Regions from separate parts of the Homo sapiens genome. Here region 2 is linked to region 1. The links are chromatin loops, found by intact Hi-C in ENCODE. Cell type or tissue: endothelial cell of umbilical vein. All regions are shown on one strand. Region 1 holds the start of CHD9NB (CHD9 neighbor). Region 2 holds the start of RBL2 (RB transcriptional corepressor like 2).

What was found. Peaks named below come from ENCODE experiments on the same cell type or tissue, not always from the same donor. Only the 100,000 strongest peaks of a DNase experiment are listed, where the experiment ranks them.
Region 2: it touches region 1 in a loop (2.8-fold over the local background); 13 of 110 quality-filtered maps call a loop at or near these places.

The regions. Positions count from the first base shown.
Region 1 is chr16:53,051,892-53,059,891 of GRCh38, forward strand. It overlaps CHD9NB (CHD9 neighbor), which reads right to left and starts at 1,006. Exons shown (of 3, transcript NM_001396020.1): 1 at 870-1,006. CHD9 (chromodomain helicase DNA binding protein 9) reads left to right here and starts at 3,100. Exons shown (of 39, transcript NM_001308319.2): 1 at 3,100-3,186. RefSeq lists enhancers at 3,394-3,925, 3,438-3,487, 6,138-6,187. In endothelial cell of umbilical vein, a CTCF peak has its summit at 3,075 (motif pointing right); DNase peaks (open chromatin) are centred at 840, 3,210, 3,890 and 4,850; H3K4me3 peaks cover 1,305 bases; H3K27ac peaks cover 2,477 bases.
Region 2 is chr16:53,432,070-53,440,069 of GRCh38, forward strand. It overlaps RBL2 (RB transcriptional corepressor like 2), which reads left to right and starts at 2,402. Exons shown (of 22, transcript NM_005611.4): 1 at 2,402-2,727; 2 at 6,947-7,077. The coding sequence starts at 2,488. RefSeq lists a silencer at 2,457-2,676 and an enhancer at 3,287-3,396. In endothelial cell of umbilical vein, no CTCF peak of the experiment used is centred here; DNase peaks (open chromatin) are centred at 2,382, 2,852 and 3,482; H3K4me3 peaks cover 1,997 bases; H3K27ac peaks cover 1,868 bases.

The DNA of each region.
Region 1 (8,000 bases):
TGTTCAGGGCATGTGCCTTGGAATAAGATAATCCAGATTCACGTTCTGGGTACATTACTTGCTAACTCCTCTACCTAGGGCAAGTTACTTAAACATCGCAAGTCTCAGTTTCTTCGCTGAGAAAGTGGGGAGAGTAACAGTGCCTACTTTGTAGGATTACTGTGAAGATTAAACTAAATTGTCAATCTAAAATCCTTAGTGCATGAGCCAGGTATGGCAGCTTGTGTCTATAATCCCAGCTACTTAGGAGGTTGGGGTGGGAGAAATGCTTGATGCTAGGAGTTCTAGACCAGCCTGAGCAACATAAAAAAAAAAAAAAACAATAAACCCCATCTCTTAAAAAAAAAAGAAATTAAAATTTAAAAATTAGCCAGGCATGGTGGCACATGCCTGCAGTCCCAGCTACTTGGGAGTCTGAGGTGGGAAGATCCCTTGAGCTCGAATTTGTGGCTGCAATGAACAATGATCACCTGGATGACAGAACAAGACCCCATCTCTTAAAGAAAACTGTTAGTGTCTAACACGTTATAAATATTTTATTATTGTTATTTACATACTTCAGCCTACCAAAACTCCTGTTTTCCATGGAGAAAACAGATCTGTTGATAACTCTGCAGTTTCCAGAAACACTGTGATTAGCAGAATGAGAAAAATGCCAGGAGAACTCAGAAGAGAAAGTCACTAGGAAGACTTAATCTCATCAGGTGATGCCAGAATCCAGAGGTTGTAATCTAGGACTTTGCCCAGGCATGCTTTGGGGCACAGTGGTGGGGAGGGAGCTGTTGCAAAGATGGGGCAAGAATGGTCTGGACATGACTCAGACACTTTAAAGTGAAAGAATGGGAAATTGTCTGGCAGCTGGTACTTACCATGGGCAGTCAGCACTCCTCTGACTGATTCACCTTCACCAGGGCACCAGCCTGCAGTGAAGTAGCTGGGGCTGGTTCCTTTTAGTGACACCCACCACCCCTTGCCCTTCCAGGTATTGTCCACAGATGACACCTCCTCCTCCTCCTCCTGCTCCTCCTCCTGCTCTGCCTCCTCCTCCTCCCCCTGCTCCTGCTTCTCCTCCTCTTCCTCCTGCTCCTTCTCCTCCTCCTCCTGCTCCTCCTCCTGCTCTTCCTCCTCCTCCTGCTCTTCCTCCTCCTCCTCCTGCTTCTCCTCCTCTTCTTCCTCCTGCTCTTTCTCCTCCTCTTCCTGCTCCTCCTCTCCTTCTGCTCCTCCTGCTTCTCCTCCTCCTGCTCCTCCTCCTCCACCTGCTCCTCCTCCTTCTCCTCCTCCTGCTCCTCCTCCTTCTGCTCCTTCTTCTCCTGCTCCTCTTCCTCCTGCTCCTGCTTCTCCTCCTTTCTCCTGCTCCTCCTCCTCCTGCTCCTCCTCCTGCTCCTCATCCTCCTTCTCCTCCTGCTCCTCCTTGTCCTCCTCTGCCCTTGATATTCACTTTGACCAGATTACACCAGTACAGAGAGTCCAAAGGTTAAATAGGCACACACTCACACACAAACTCACACTGGGCTAGAACAATGACAGAGCGTCCTGGGGGAGCAGAGTGGGGGCCGGGGGGAGGGGGAAAGGAGGATTGCAGGCCTAACTTTCACAAATCACCTGAAATTTCCACTGAAGGCATTATCTCCAAATGTTGCCACAGAGATAAACTGCCAGGATTACAAGAAAACGTGAAGACGTTCCCATAGAACTCTGTAATGCTTATATCCATCACCAGGAATGTCTGCCCTTGGCGCCCTAAACATAGATTGATTGATTGATTGATTGATTGATTTTGAGGCAGAGTCTCACTCTGTCACCCAGGCTGGAGTGCAGTGGTGCGATCTCAGCTCACTGCAACCTCCTCCTTCCGGGTTCAAGGGATTCTCCCACCTCAGCCTTGGAGTAGTTGGGATTACAGGCTCCTGCCACCACGCCCGGCTAATTTTTGTATTTTTTGTAGAGACTGGGTTTTGCCATGTTGGCTAGGCTGGTCTCAAACTCCTGACCTCAAGCGATCCTCTTGCCTCAGCCTTCCAAAGTGCTGGGATTACAGGCGTGAGCTACGGTGCCTGGCCCTAAATATAGATATTTTTAATAAATCCTCTACTTATCTCACAACGAGCTCAATCGCTTTGCATTAGATCGTTGGGTGTGTTAAAAGTATTCATGTGTTACATTAAATGTGAATTCAACAAAAGCAGAGATTTTTGTGTTTTGTTCTTCATTGTATCCCTTGATTGTAGAAAAGTGGCACATAGTAGGTGCTCAGTTAATCGTTGTTAAATGAAGACATAAATGAAATATAAACCATTAAATGTCCACCATATTTGTAAGCGTTTTGGCATGTCTTCATTGAAAGAATACCAGGCAGCTGGGAGCCATAGTTTACTCCGGTAATCCCAGTGCTTTGGGAGGCTGCAGGTGAGAGGATCGCTTGAGACCAGGAGTTCAAGAGCCACCAGGGCAACATAGAGAGACCTTGTCTCTACAAAAACAAAACAAAACAAAACAAAAAACAAAAAACACAATTCCCTTAAGCCGCCCCTTCCCCTTCCACTGCTCAGAGAAGGCCTTCCAGCAGAGCAGAGCACGAGGTCGCTGGCACACACCCATCCTCCACCAGTCCTGGCCTCTGTAGAGCAAGCCAGCAGAGCAGGCTGTTTCTCTCATTCAGGGACGGTTTAGGGGGTGGCAGGAAAAAATGGTTGCTGATAGGCGAAGGGCCTCCCTGGGTTGGAGAGAACCCCAGCCTCGGATGGTCCCAGCACATTTAAAAGAGAAGCAGTGCCAAAGGTGGGGTGCACTGAAAGCTGCTGGATGAAGGGAAAGATCCTTGTGCTCAGCCCGGAAAACCGGAGGATGGATACCAGGCCGAGGGGTCCCTCCGTGCCCCAAGAGAAAGTTCACCAAGTTTAGATCCCAGTGCCCCGCAGCGGGTGAAGGTGGTCCCGCCCCAGGCCGGATCTGGCCACAGGGCTGGCGGCGCGCTGGAAAACCGCCCACGTGGGAAGAAGCCCTGGCTGCATTTCCGCCCTGGACTGCGCTCCCGCCTGCCAGCGCGGTCCCTGCGCAGCCGCCCCGCGCCCACTAGGTGGCGCCTGCGCTCTAGTGGGCGCTTCACAGGCGCAGCGACAGCGACAGCGACAGCTCGAACCTGAGTCCCAGGATTCCGGGGACTGGAGGGCAGCGCCGGCAGCCAAGGTAGGATTCCTGAGCCCCGGGCGTCTCCCTGGAGCCTCTGAGGTCGGGGTGGACAGCGGGGCGGCCGCTGGGCACCGCTTGCGGTCTGCAGAGATAACCGGAGGAGTCGGGGCGGCAGCACGTGTTGTAGCCGTGGGGGGGACCCAGAGACCCGCAGCCTCGGAGCTGGGCCTAGAGCAAGGCAGAGCACCAGGTCGCTGGCACGCTCGCATCCTCCCCAGCCCTCGCCTCCCAGAGCATGCCCGAATCCCCAAGCCGGGCGTCCTCGAAGCGGAAAGCAGCCACTGTCGCCCAGAGCCACTCCAGGGTGGCAGCCGAGTGCTGATAAGGTCCAGAGCACCACTTCTTAAACTTGTCTGCCCGTTGGCGTTGCTTGGGAAGCATTAAAAAAATACCGATGCCCTAGTTCCACCCCCGCCCCCCCCCAGAGACTCAGATGTGATTGGTCTGGGTGGGGGACTGGACATCTGGGTATTAAAATGTTTGCAAGAGATTCCAGCTGGCAGCCAAATTTGAGGACCCTTGATCTAAGGAGTTGGAGAAAAACGGAGGACATTTGTTTGTTCTAACCCAGAATGCTGATGATTCCCTCCTCCTCCTATTCCTCCAGTTCGCCCTCCTCCTCCTTTCTCATGTGCCTTTTAAGCAGGAAATGCCTCTGCCTTTGTACTGTCAAACCCAAGATAACAAACTAACCATCCCCCACCCCCCACAGTAGGGCTGGTTCTGAAAGGGTTGAACTCGAAAGTGGACAAGGAACAGAAAGACACCAGTGTGGAATGTGAGCGAAGACTCTTAGGGGTTTATGGGTAGGAAGGGGGTTCCTCCCCACCCTGATCCCAGAGAAGATCAGGAGACTGGCTGGAGCTGTCTTCCTCATTTTGGCAAACCTAGCTGATTAGGCAGTGAGAGGCCTTATAACGAGCCTTTTTTACAACTAGTAAAAGGGCCCTTTTACAACTAGTAAAAATGAGCCCTTATGTTTGTTTGTTTTATAGAGATAGGGCCTCACTATATTCCCCAGGATGGTCTCAAACTCCTAGGCTCAAGCCATTCTCCAGCCTCGGCCTCCCAAAGTGCTGGGATTATAGGCATGAGCCGCTGCGCCCCGCTGACCCCTTATGTTTATATAACAGCAGTGTTACTAACATGGGCATAGATTCCCCCCCATAGGCAGCCCTTCCTTTGTGACCTTGGAAACTCACTGAACCATCCTCAGCTTCAGTTTTTGTATCTGCAAAATGGGTGTGAAAATCGGGTTGCCTTGGGAATTATTCACAATAAAAGCTACTGTTTACTAAGGGTTCACCCTATGCTAGAGGCTTTCTGTGCAGGGCCAAGTTAGACTCCTGACCATAACTTCCACGGTAGAACTATGAATACTGCATTTGATAGCCAAGGAAACTGAGGCTCAGAGAGGCCAATGATCTTGCTCGAAGTTATATAATTAATTAATAAGAAGCATGTCCCATATTTGAACCCAGGCAGTCTGCTCTTGAGCTCAGGTGCAAAAGAACAATACTCTGCTGTTTCCCTTGTTGACCAGGACAGCGTGCACGGGGCAGGCGCGTGGTGTGTCTTCACAAACACTAGCTATCACTGCTGTGAGCTGAGCACTTCCACTGAATTGACTCATTCGCTCATTGGAAATACATTTATTATTGAGAGCCTACTGTGGGCCAGGCAGTTTTCCAGATGCTAGAGATAAAATATGAGTAAGACAGAATTCAGCCAGCCCCGAATGAGAGAAACAGGAAGAAAGTGCAGTAGATTCTCATTATTCACAAGTTCTAAATTTGCAAATTCTTCCCTGTAATCCCAGCACTTTGAGAGGCTGAGGCAGGAGGATCGCTTGAGGCTAGGAGTTTCAGATCAGCCTGTGCAACAGAGCAAGGCCCTGTTTGCTTAAAAATTATACACATTGAATAATTCTTAAAAAAAATTTGTTTGTGGCCAGGCATGGTGGCTCATGCATATAATCCCAGTACTTTGGGAAGCTGAGGCAGAAAGATTACTTGAGGCTAGGAGTTCCAGATCAGCCTGGGTAACACAGTAAGACCCTATATCTTTATTTTAAAAATTATATAATTAAAGAATTTTTAAAAAAATATGTTTGTGGCCGGGTGTGGTGGCTCACACCTGTAATCCCAGCACTTTGGGAGACTGAGGTGTGAGGTTAGGAGTTTGAATTTAGGAGTTTGACACCAGCCTAATCACTTGAGCTAAGGAGTTTGAGACCAGCCTGGACAGCATAGAGAGACCTTGGCTCATTTAAAAAAAAAAAGAGGAAAAAAGGCCGGGTGCAGTGGCTCATGCCTGTAATCCCAGCACTTTGGGAGGCCGAGGTGGGTGGATACCTGAGGTCAAGAGTTCGAGACCAGCCTGGCCAACATGGCAAAACCCCGTCTCTACTAAAAATTCAAAAAATTAGCTGGGCGTGGTGGCAAGAGCCCGTAATCCCAGCTGCTTGGGAGGCTGAGGCAGGAGAATTGCTTGAACCTGGGAGGTGGAAGTTGCAGTGAGCCAAGATCACGCCATTGTACTCCAGCCTGGGCAACAACAGCGAAACTCCATCTCAAAAAAAAAAAAGAAAGAAAAAAGAAAAATAATGTCTGCGTAACTTCCAAATCAATATCCATGACACTTTCACAGTCATATATGGATGCACGTAGAATAGTGAAAAAGTTGAGTCACCCAACGTGCACATTTCCAGCCAAGGGCAAACAGGAGGACACGCTGCTTTCTGGTTTCAGCTCTTGTGCTATAAACAAGTGTCCCTTTTGTGGTGTACTTAGTGCCACATTTTTTGCATGTTTGTGTGTTTTTGTTTGTGATGTCGCTGTTTGAAATGGCCCCAAGTGTACAGTTGACGTGCTGTCTAGTGTTCCTAAGTATGAGAAGGCTGCGATGTGCCTTACAGAGAAAGCTTGTCTGTTAGGTAAGCTTCGTTCAGGCATGAGTTATAGTGCAGTTGGCTGAGTTCAGTGTTAATGAATAATATGTATATATATCAACAATATATATCAAATAAGGTGTCTTTTGTCTTTGTTTTTGTTTTTTTGAGATGGAGTCTCACTCTGTCTCCCAGGCTGGAGTGCAGTGGCACGATGTCAGCTCACTGCAGTCTCCACCTCTGGAGTTCAAGCGATTCTCCTGCCTCAGCCTCCCATGTAGCTGGTACTACAGGCACATGCCACCACGCCCAGCTAATTTTTGTATTTTTAGTAGAGACGAGGTTTCACCATGTTGCCCAGGCTGGTCTCGAGCTCCCGACCTCAGGTGATCACCCACTTTGGCCTCCAAAGTGCTAGGATTACAGGCTCAAGCCACAGCACCTGGCCTATAAGGTATCTTTAAACAGAAACACACATAAACAAAGGTTATGCATTGATCTGCCAGGCAGAAGGTGGGGTTAGAAAAAGATGTTTCTGGCAGAAAGGTCAGCATGTACAGAGATAGCCAAGAGCTTGGCAAGGCCAGGGGACTCAAGGAGAGCCAGTGGGCAGGGAGTGTGGTGGTGAAAGGGAGAGAGGCTGGGGCCAGGCGGCTCAGTGTCTTGTGGGCAGCTCTCATTTCATCCGATTAGCACGGTAATCCTGGCAGGTTGGACAGGATCATTTCCGCCTTTGAGAGATGATGAAATTGACGTTCCATGCTGTTAAATGACTTGCCCAAAGTTGCACTGCTGGTAAGCAGCAACACCCCCCACCCTCCAACTTAATCTAATGTTGACCAGACATTTGGGTTTTTTGTTTTGTTTTGTTTTGTTGGTTTTTGGTTTCTTTTGTTGTTGTTTTTAAGACACAGGGTCTTGCTCTGTCACCCATGCCTCCTGTAGTGGTATGATCATAGCTACTGCAGCCTCAACCTCCTGAGCTCGAGGGATCCTCCCACCCAGCCAAGTAGCTGGGGCTACAGGTGCACACCATCATGCCCAGCTAATTTTTTAAGTAGGGTCTTACTGTGTTGCCTAGGCTGGTCTCCAACTCCTAGACTCAAGTGTTTCTCCTGCCTTGGCCTCTCAAAGCACTGAGATTACAAGCATGATCTACCTTACCTGGCCAACATTTGGGTATTGATCAGAAATCTCAGGACGTGGGCTGGAGGTTTGGTTTGTTCTGGGGAGAAATCAGTAACTAAGTGGTGGTGAAAGTGATCAAGCGTCGATGAAACCACGTGGGATAGTGGCAGGGTGTGGAGAAGAAAATTTCTCATGTCCTTTAAAAAAGAAAAATATTTCTGGTGGCTGGGCACAGTGGCATATGCCTGTAATCCCAGCACTTTGGGAAGCAGAAGTGGGAGGAATGCTTGAGGCCAAGAGTTCAAGACTAGCCTGGGCAACATAGTGAGACCCCCACCTCTATCTTTAACAACAAGAAAAATGGAAAAAAAATTTAGTCAAAAAATATTACTGGTATAAAGACATGAATTCCTCTGTGAAAGAGTCTTAGGTACTTGCAGAGGGTGGGAGTAATGACCATGGTCATAAAGATGTGGCAAAAGGAAATGTGAGGTTCTGATTCAAACTGCCCCCAAATACTAGGTCTGGGCATCGGCCTCCCCACTCATGGGGCAGCCAGGCCTCAATCTGCCTCTTGTCTCTGCAGGATAATGACCGTGAACAGGCATCAGCAAACTTTTTCTGTAAAGGTCCAGAGAGTAAATATTTTGAGCTTTATGGACCATAGGGTTTCAGTTGCAACTGCAGTAAATTCTCAATTAATGTCCTCGTTAGGTTCTTAGAAACTGCAACTTTAAGCGAAATGACGTACAGTAAGTCCAAGTAACGTCGTTTCTTGTAATGTTGATGAGAA
Region 2 (8,000 bases), 380 kb after region 1:
AATACTAAGATTTTAATACACTTATTATTTATTAATTTATTTATTTATTGAGATGGAGTTGCTCTGTCGCCCAGGCTGGAGTGCAGTGGCATGATCCCAGCTAACTGCAGTCTTTGCCTCCTGGGTTCCAGCAATTCTCCTGCCTCAGCCTCCTGAGTAGCTGGGATTACTGGCACCAGCCACCACTCCTGGCTAATTTTTTGTATTTTTAGTAGAAATGGGGTTTCACAATGTTTGCCAGGCTGGTCTTAAACTCCTAACCTTAAGTGATCTGCCCGCCTTGGCCTCCCAAAGTGTAGGGATTACAGGCGTGAGCCACCGCGCCTTGCCAAATTATTTATTATTATTTTTTTGAGACAGGGTCTCTGTTGCCCAAGCTGTAGTGGCATGGTCACAGTTCACTGCAGACTCCCCAGGCTTAGGCGTTCCTCCCACCTCAGTCTCCCAAGTAGCTAGGATTACAGGCGTGTACCACCACTCTGGGTTAATTTTTCTATTTTTTGTAGAGACAGGGTTTCACTATGTCGCCCAGGCTGGTCTCGAACTCCTGTACTCAAGCAGTCCTCCCACCTTGACCTCCCAAAGTGCTGGATTTACAGGTGTGATCCACAACGTCCAGCCTATATACTTAAGATACTTCTAAACCATTTGTGTTCAACTTCTGTTCTTGCCCCATAGTCACCTTGAGACTCATCACTTAGCCAACTCCAAAAGCATTGCTGATTACTGTGAATTTTACTAAGGTTTTCTTAAGAGGGTTCCATTGTCTCAAAATTGTTCCTGAAATATCCTGTTACCTGTCTACCTGATTTTCTCCTATCTTCAGAGTTCCATTTCCTGTCCTCCCGCCTGTCATTATACCTTCCATAAGCCCCTACTTTTGTCCCAGCACTTTTCCCTCTGTCAGTTTACATATCCCACCAAGCAAAACAAAAATAGCAAAACAGTAATGCCTTCTGAATCCTCAAATTGCTCAATCCTCAGATTGCTCCTCAATCTGGAAAATGTTTTATATCAAGCCCATTTATAAATCAAGGATTGGCAATTTAAAAAATTAAAATAAAGAAAGGAGAATTGGAAATAAAATGAATTGGCTGGGCACGGTGGCTCACGCCTGTAATCCCAGAACTTTGGGAGGCCGAGGTGGGTGGATCACTTGAGGTCAGGAGTTCGAGACCAGCCTGGCCAACATGGTGAAACCCTGCCTGTACTGAAAATACAAAAATTAGCTGGGTGCGGTGGCGCACACCTGTAATCCCAGATACTCAGGAGGCTGAGGCAGGAGAATCGCTTGAACCCAGGAGGCGGAGGTTGCAGTGAGCCGAGATCGTGCCACTACACTCCAGCCTGGGCAACAGAGCCAGACTCTGTCTCAAAAAAAAAAAAAAAGTTTAATTCACGCAGAGCCAGCTGAACGGCAGACAGGAGTTTGGTTATTCAAATCAGCCTACCAGAAAATTCGGAGACTGGGGTTTTTAAAGAATGACTTGGCGGGTAGGGGGCCAGGGATTGGCGAATGCTAATTTGTCAGGTGGGAGGTGAAATCACAGGGGGTTGAAGTGGGCTCTTGCTGTCTTCTGTTACTGAGTGGAATTGCAGAACTTGTTGAGCCAGATTATGGTCTGAGTGGCGCCAGCTAGTGCATCGGAATGCGCGGTCTGAAAAGTATCTCCAGCACCAATCTTAGGTTTTACAATAGTGATGTTATCCCTGAGAGCAATTGGGGAGGTCAGGAATCTTATAGCCTCTGGCTGCAAGCCTCCTAAATCATAATTTCTAATCTTGTGGCTAATTTGTTAGTTCTACAAAGGCAGACTGATCCCCAGGCAAGAATGGGGTTTGTTTTTGGAAAGGACTGTTACAATCTTTGTTTCAAAGTGAAATTAGAAATTAAATTCCTCCTGTAGTTAGTTAGGTCTTCGCCCAGGAATGAACAAGGGCAGCTCGGAAGTGAGAAGCGTGGAGTCATTTAGGTCAGATCCCTTGCACTGTCATAACTTTCTCACTGTTAGGATTTTTGCAAAGGCAGTTTCGTGAACGTACAGAGACAGGCCCTTGCTATTATCCCTATTTTTTAGATAAGGATATCCAGGCGATGAGGAAGTTTTACTTCTGGGAACAGCCTGGATACGAAACCTTCACACGTCAGTGTCTTTTGGACATTTTCTCGTCAGTACAGCCCTGTTGAATGTTCTCACGGTGGGGAGGTACGTGTTTAAAATGCGGGGAAGGTGCTTTTATTTCACCCCTGGTGAAACTAGGGGAGCTAATTTTTTTAAACATGATTTTTGGCCCCCTTGAACCGCCGGCCTGGACTACGTTTCCCAGCAGCCCGTGCTCAAGACTACGGGTGCCTGCAGGCGGTCAGCGTCGTTTGCGGCGGCGCAGGCGCGGTGCGGGCGGCGGACGGGCGGGCGCTTCGCCGTTTGAATGGCTGCGGGCCCGGGCCCTCACCTCACCTGAGGTCCGGCCGCCCAGGGGTGCGCTATGCCGTCGGGAGGTGACCAGTCGCCACCGCCCCCGCCTCCCCCTCCGGCGGCGGCAGCCTCGGATGAGGAGGAGGAGGACGACGGCGAGGCGGAAGACGCCGCGCCGCCTGCCGAGTCGCCCACCCCTCAGATCCAGCAGCGGTTCGACGAGCTGTGCAGCCGCCTCAACATGGACGAGGCGGCGCGGGCCGAGGCCTGGGACAGCTACCGCAGCATGAGCGAAAGCTACACGCTGGAGGTGCGCTCGCGGGCGGAGGGGCGCTTCCGGCCTAGTTGGCGTGAACCGGTGCCTTCCGAGCCGCGTCGCGCGCCTCGAGAGACTCTCGGGCGGGTTGCGGGCTCCCAGCCCCGAGAGGGGTGGGGACTTCCTCTGCGCTATTCCGAGGCTCTTAGCCGCTCCGAGGGCTAACCCGCTCTCGCCGCGCTTTCCTGCGGCTTCCGAATGGGGAACGCGTCTTGCCCTAAAGTAGCACAGCAAGGCTGAGATCGCGCTGGGGTCCCGTTGAGGAAAATGGGTGTGTGTGGCCCATCTGACCCCCCGCCCGCCTTGTTAGTAGAATGAACTAGTGTCGTTGTCAAGACCACACGGACAAGGGGAGGGGACTTGCCCTTATTTGCACCGCGATTAACCGGGTTGTGGCACCTGGGTCTCCAGGCGTCTCCGTCTGTTCGCTTCCCCCTGTTAACCAAATTGCCTTTGCCCTGGCGTTGCGGGCGTTTGAGTCAACGTGCTGATGCGTTTTGGGCTGTGTTTACGTCTGTGTAAACAAATTAATACTCATTTCCCCCCAGGCCAGATGAAATGAGCCCTCCGCCGACCCGGATGTAGACACATGCCCCCATTTGTCACTAGGATCAGGACTGTGGCTACCTCGAGGGCTTTTTGGTCACCCCGGGCATTGCACAGGACTCCTGTTGTTGTTGCGATCCGGGTGTGTTAGGTCGCAGCCTTCGGACAGGGCTTGCAGATGAGAAAAATGGCCATTCTAGCCAGTGAGTGTCAGCTTTGTATGCACCTCCCCTTCATGGGCCAATGGGAAGTGACACGGAAGTACGGATTGTTTATCAGCTGTTTGACTGTGTGTGTGGCATTTAAACCTGAGGCCATTTGATTTCTCAAGTCGTTTTATAATTAATTTGTAGAAAGAGTCGGGCAAATAGGTCCAGGATGCAAAGCCTAACCAAGGTATTATTTAAATATGATGTTTTTGGCTATGTGTACTGATGAGTGAGGTTATTTTTAATTTGTATTTGCATTAATAGAATTTTAATTCAATTACTAGTTCCCTCTTTGAATTGTTAGGTCTGCAGAAGATAGTGTATGGTGGCTTTAGAACCCGACAGACCTGAAACCGCTGGAAAAGTTCAGTATGGTGATCTCTAAACTGGAGATATTTGTGTTTACCTCACAGAGCTGTTCTGAAGATTAAATAAGGCAATAATGTAGTTTCTGGCACATAAAGCACCCATATGGACAGTGTTTTCAAGTTTACTAAGCTCTTTGTATATTTACATGATCTGGCTGAGTAAGCTATGTTCCTATTCATCTCTCAGTGCCTTTCTGTAGTCTGGCAAAGAGAAGGACTGGTTGGCTTTTTATGTTGTTTTTTGTTTTTTGGGTTTTTTTTTGGTAAATGGCCTTAAAGGCTTCCAAACAAGCTCTTATTTTACCCTCAAGATAATCCTGTAAATCAGATAGAACAAGCATTATCGCCATTTATTTGAGGTATTTCAACTCATAGCAGTTAAGTTGTATGAAGTCTAGTGATACATGAGCAAGTATCACGTAATAGCTGGTTAGTAAATTATTTTTGAAAACATGTTTGATTACTCAATTCTTTTGATTACTGAGACTTTAGTTTCAGCTTCTTAGCCCAGTTTATTCAGTAAATGATTTACTCAGTAAAATATTCATCAAATATTTCTTGAGCACCTATTACTTGCTACACATTGTTCTAGGTGCTGGATATAGAGCAGCAAACCTGCTCTTGTGGGGCTTACAGTGAGGTACGCTGTGACAATATGGGATGTCATTCTCATGGGAGTGCAAGGGAAAATAAAGCTCTTATGATGTTTAATACAGAATACTGGTTATGGAATTTTAACTTGATTTCTTGTATTTTCTGTGCATTTTTAACCTGTAACTCATTCTCACAGTCCTCAGCCAAGAAAATGCAGCCTCTGAGACTGTTAAGTAATTTCCCCACTGTGTTATAGCTACTGTATGGCAGAGCCGGAATTTGAAACCAGATCTATTTGACCCTAGAAGATGTGACCATGAGATGTTAATTTTGAGGATAACTTTTTTAGTATTATGGAATTTTCAACATATATTTTTTAGGACCAAAGATAAACTAGGCACAGAGTCTACTCTTTGCATAAATTATTTAAAAGAGCTTCGCGCTCCATTTTGTCATCTAAGCACTGTAAAATTCTCACAAGACTAATTCTTCTTTTTAGGAACGATATAGTTGTAAACTTTCTATTTTTTTTCTTTTTTTTTTTCTCCCTCCACCATCCAAGTAGTTGTGAATTTTCTAGAGCCAAAATAGAACATTATAGATTATCTTTTAAACCCTTTATTGAAGCAGAGGATAATGCTGTGACCGACTTAACTTTATGCTTTCTAAGAGATATTGATATAGTAGAGAAATGCAGTAGTTATGCATCTAAATTTGCTTTTACATCATAAATCAAGAATATTATGAAACCATCTCCCAGAGATATATGTGATACACAGATCTTGGCTGTTTTTTTTTTTTTTACAAAAGAACATCTATGCTATTGATACATATAAGTGGGTTTGTAAGACAGTCTATGTGTAAATGTGAAAAAAGGAAGAATTTCCAGTTCTTCTCATTTTCATTTAGACCAGTAATGAATACATTGAAGCTAAAGGACATCTTCCATCCTTCCTCGCTTTTATAGGGAGAGGAAAGTTGTATCACTTCTTGAGTAAAAAGAATTGTGACGATCTTTTACAAACAATGCCTTAAAAATTATTATTTTTGAATGATATCTGGTAGTGGATCCACAATAGTCTCATTTGGTTATACAAATAAATTTTATGTATTCATGTATGTGTTTTGATTAGGTATAAAATTAGTGGCTGAATATCCATTCAAGCTTAATTTTGTATTTCTATCACTTTTCTAGATTTTGAGCAAGATTAAAAATATAAACAATAGGCCAGGCGCAGGGGCTCACGCCTGTAATCCCAGCACTTTGGGAGGTCTAGGTGGGCGAGTCACGAGGTCAGGAGATCAAGACCATCCTGGCTAACACATTGAAACCCAGTCTCTACTAAAAATACAAAAAATTAGCTGAGCGTGGTGGTGGGCACCTGTAGTCCCAGCTACTCAGGAGGCTGAGGCAGGAGAATGGTGTGAACCTGGGAGGCAGAGCTTGGAGTGAGCCAAGATGGAGCCACTGTACTCCAGCCTGGGTGACACAGTGAGACTCCATCTCAAAAAAAATAAAAAATAAATAAAAATAAACAATAATATTGTTTGCATTACTATGGCTATATAGCAAATTGCCTTAAAACTTAGGGGCAGAAAGCAATTTGTTTTGGTCACAGGTTCTGTGAGTAAGGAATTCAGGCTGGGGACAGTGTGGATGTCATGTTTCTGCGTCAAAATGACTGGTACCTCACCTGGAAGACTTGAGCAACTAGGTACTGGCACAGCTGGAGCTCGTTGGGCATCTCTGTATGTTTGTTCCATGTGGTCTCACCAGCATGGTGATCCAGGGTAGCTAAATTCTTACATGTTGGTTCAGGACTCCGAAGGCACATGTCCTAAGAGAGAGAACCAAGTGGAATCTATACTGCCTTGTATAATCTTTTAGAATTACATAGTTTCACTTCTACCTCTGCAATTATTGATAGAGACAGTTAATCAGTGTGAGGGAACGCAGACCCTTGCCCAGGTCCAAGGTGAGGGAACCCTCTCTACCTCTCAGTGGAATAATGTTAATGTCACATTATAAGAAGAGCCTACGGGGCTGGGTACAGTGGCTCACACCTGTAATCCCAGCACTTTGGAAGGCCAAGGCGGATGGATCACTTGAGGCCAGGAGTTCAAGACCAGCCTGGGCAACATGACAAAACCCTGTCTCTACAAAAAATACAAAAATTAGCCAGGTATGGTGGCGCACTTCTGTAGTCCCAGCTACTTGGGAGGCTGAGGTAGGAGGAGTGCTTGAACCTGGGAGGTGGAGGTTGCAGTGAGCCAAGATTGCGCCACTGCACTCCAGCCTGGGTGACAGAGCAAGATTCCATCTCAAAAAAAAAAAAAAAAAAAAAAAAAAAAAGAGCGTATGAGATAGGGTCATCATTGAAACTAAGTTTCCCACAAAAATATAAACAACACTTTCAATTTAAACATACTTTTAAAAATATTGAAATATTTATATGTAGCTTTTTAACTAAAAATCAATTTTCTTTTCTTTTACAGGGAAATGATCTTCATTGGTTAGCATGTGCCTTATATGTGGCTTGCAGAAAATCTGTTCCAACTGTAAGCAAAGGGACAGTGGAAGGAAACTATGTATCTTTAACTAGAATCCTGAAATGTTCAGAGCAGAGGTAACTATGTTAGAGTTTGACAAGTAGAGTATGGCTAATGTAAGCTCATAAATCATAGTGATAGTAAGAATTATCTCTGTTTATCATTTTCTGAGCATTTGTACCTGTGGACTGGTGAAATTAGATGCTAAAACTAGCATCTAATGATTTTCCTTTCTTTATATCACAGTTAATATCCATTATATTTTACTTCTTTGGTGAAAATATTTAAATTTTAATGTTTTAGGCACTTGTATGGCAGAATTTATTTTTAAAGTTTAGGACATTGTGTAATATTGGGAGAAATGAAGGATATTGAGAAACTTTAGGAGATACTCCAAGTTGAAAAGGTAAATAAAATATTATTTGCTATTATACTTAGAAATATGTGCACAGGACTTGTGGTCTTAATATAAATGGAACATGTAAGTATTTCTCAGTTTCCTGTTTGGAGGATAAATGACATGATTATAATCCATTTTAGAAAGGGTCAAATATGTTTAAAAGAAGAGGCAGAAATTGCTTTATCTGTTGTGTAATTAAATTGATTACATTTATTTTTTGTGCCTTTTAGGTGAATTTTCTTACATGGCTTATTAAAGATAAGTGGAAAAATGATGTTTAGCATTTTGGGGGAAATTACCACTGTCAAAATTTATGGAGTTAATGGTTAAAAAATCACTTACTAAATAAAAAAATTAACTGGGTGTGGTTGTGCATACCTGCAGGCCTAGCTACTTGGGAGGCTGAGATGGGAGGATCACTTGAGCCCTGAATGATGGAGCAGCACTGCACTCCAGCCTGGGCCACAGAGCAAGACCTTGTCTCCAAAAAAAAAAAAAAAAAAAAAAAAGAAGGTTACTATTAAAATAATTAGCAGGCTGGGGGCGGTGGCTCACACCTGTAATCCCAGTAATCCCAGCACTTTTGGAGGCCAAGGTGTG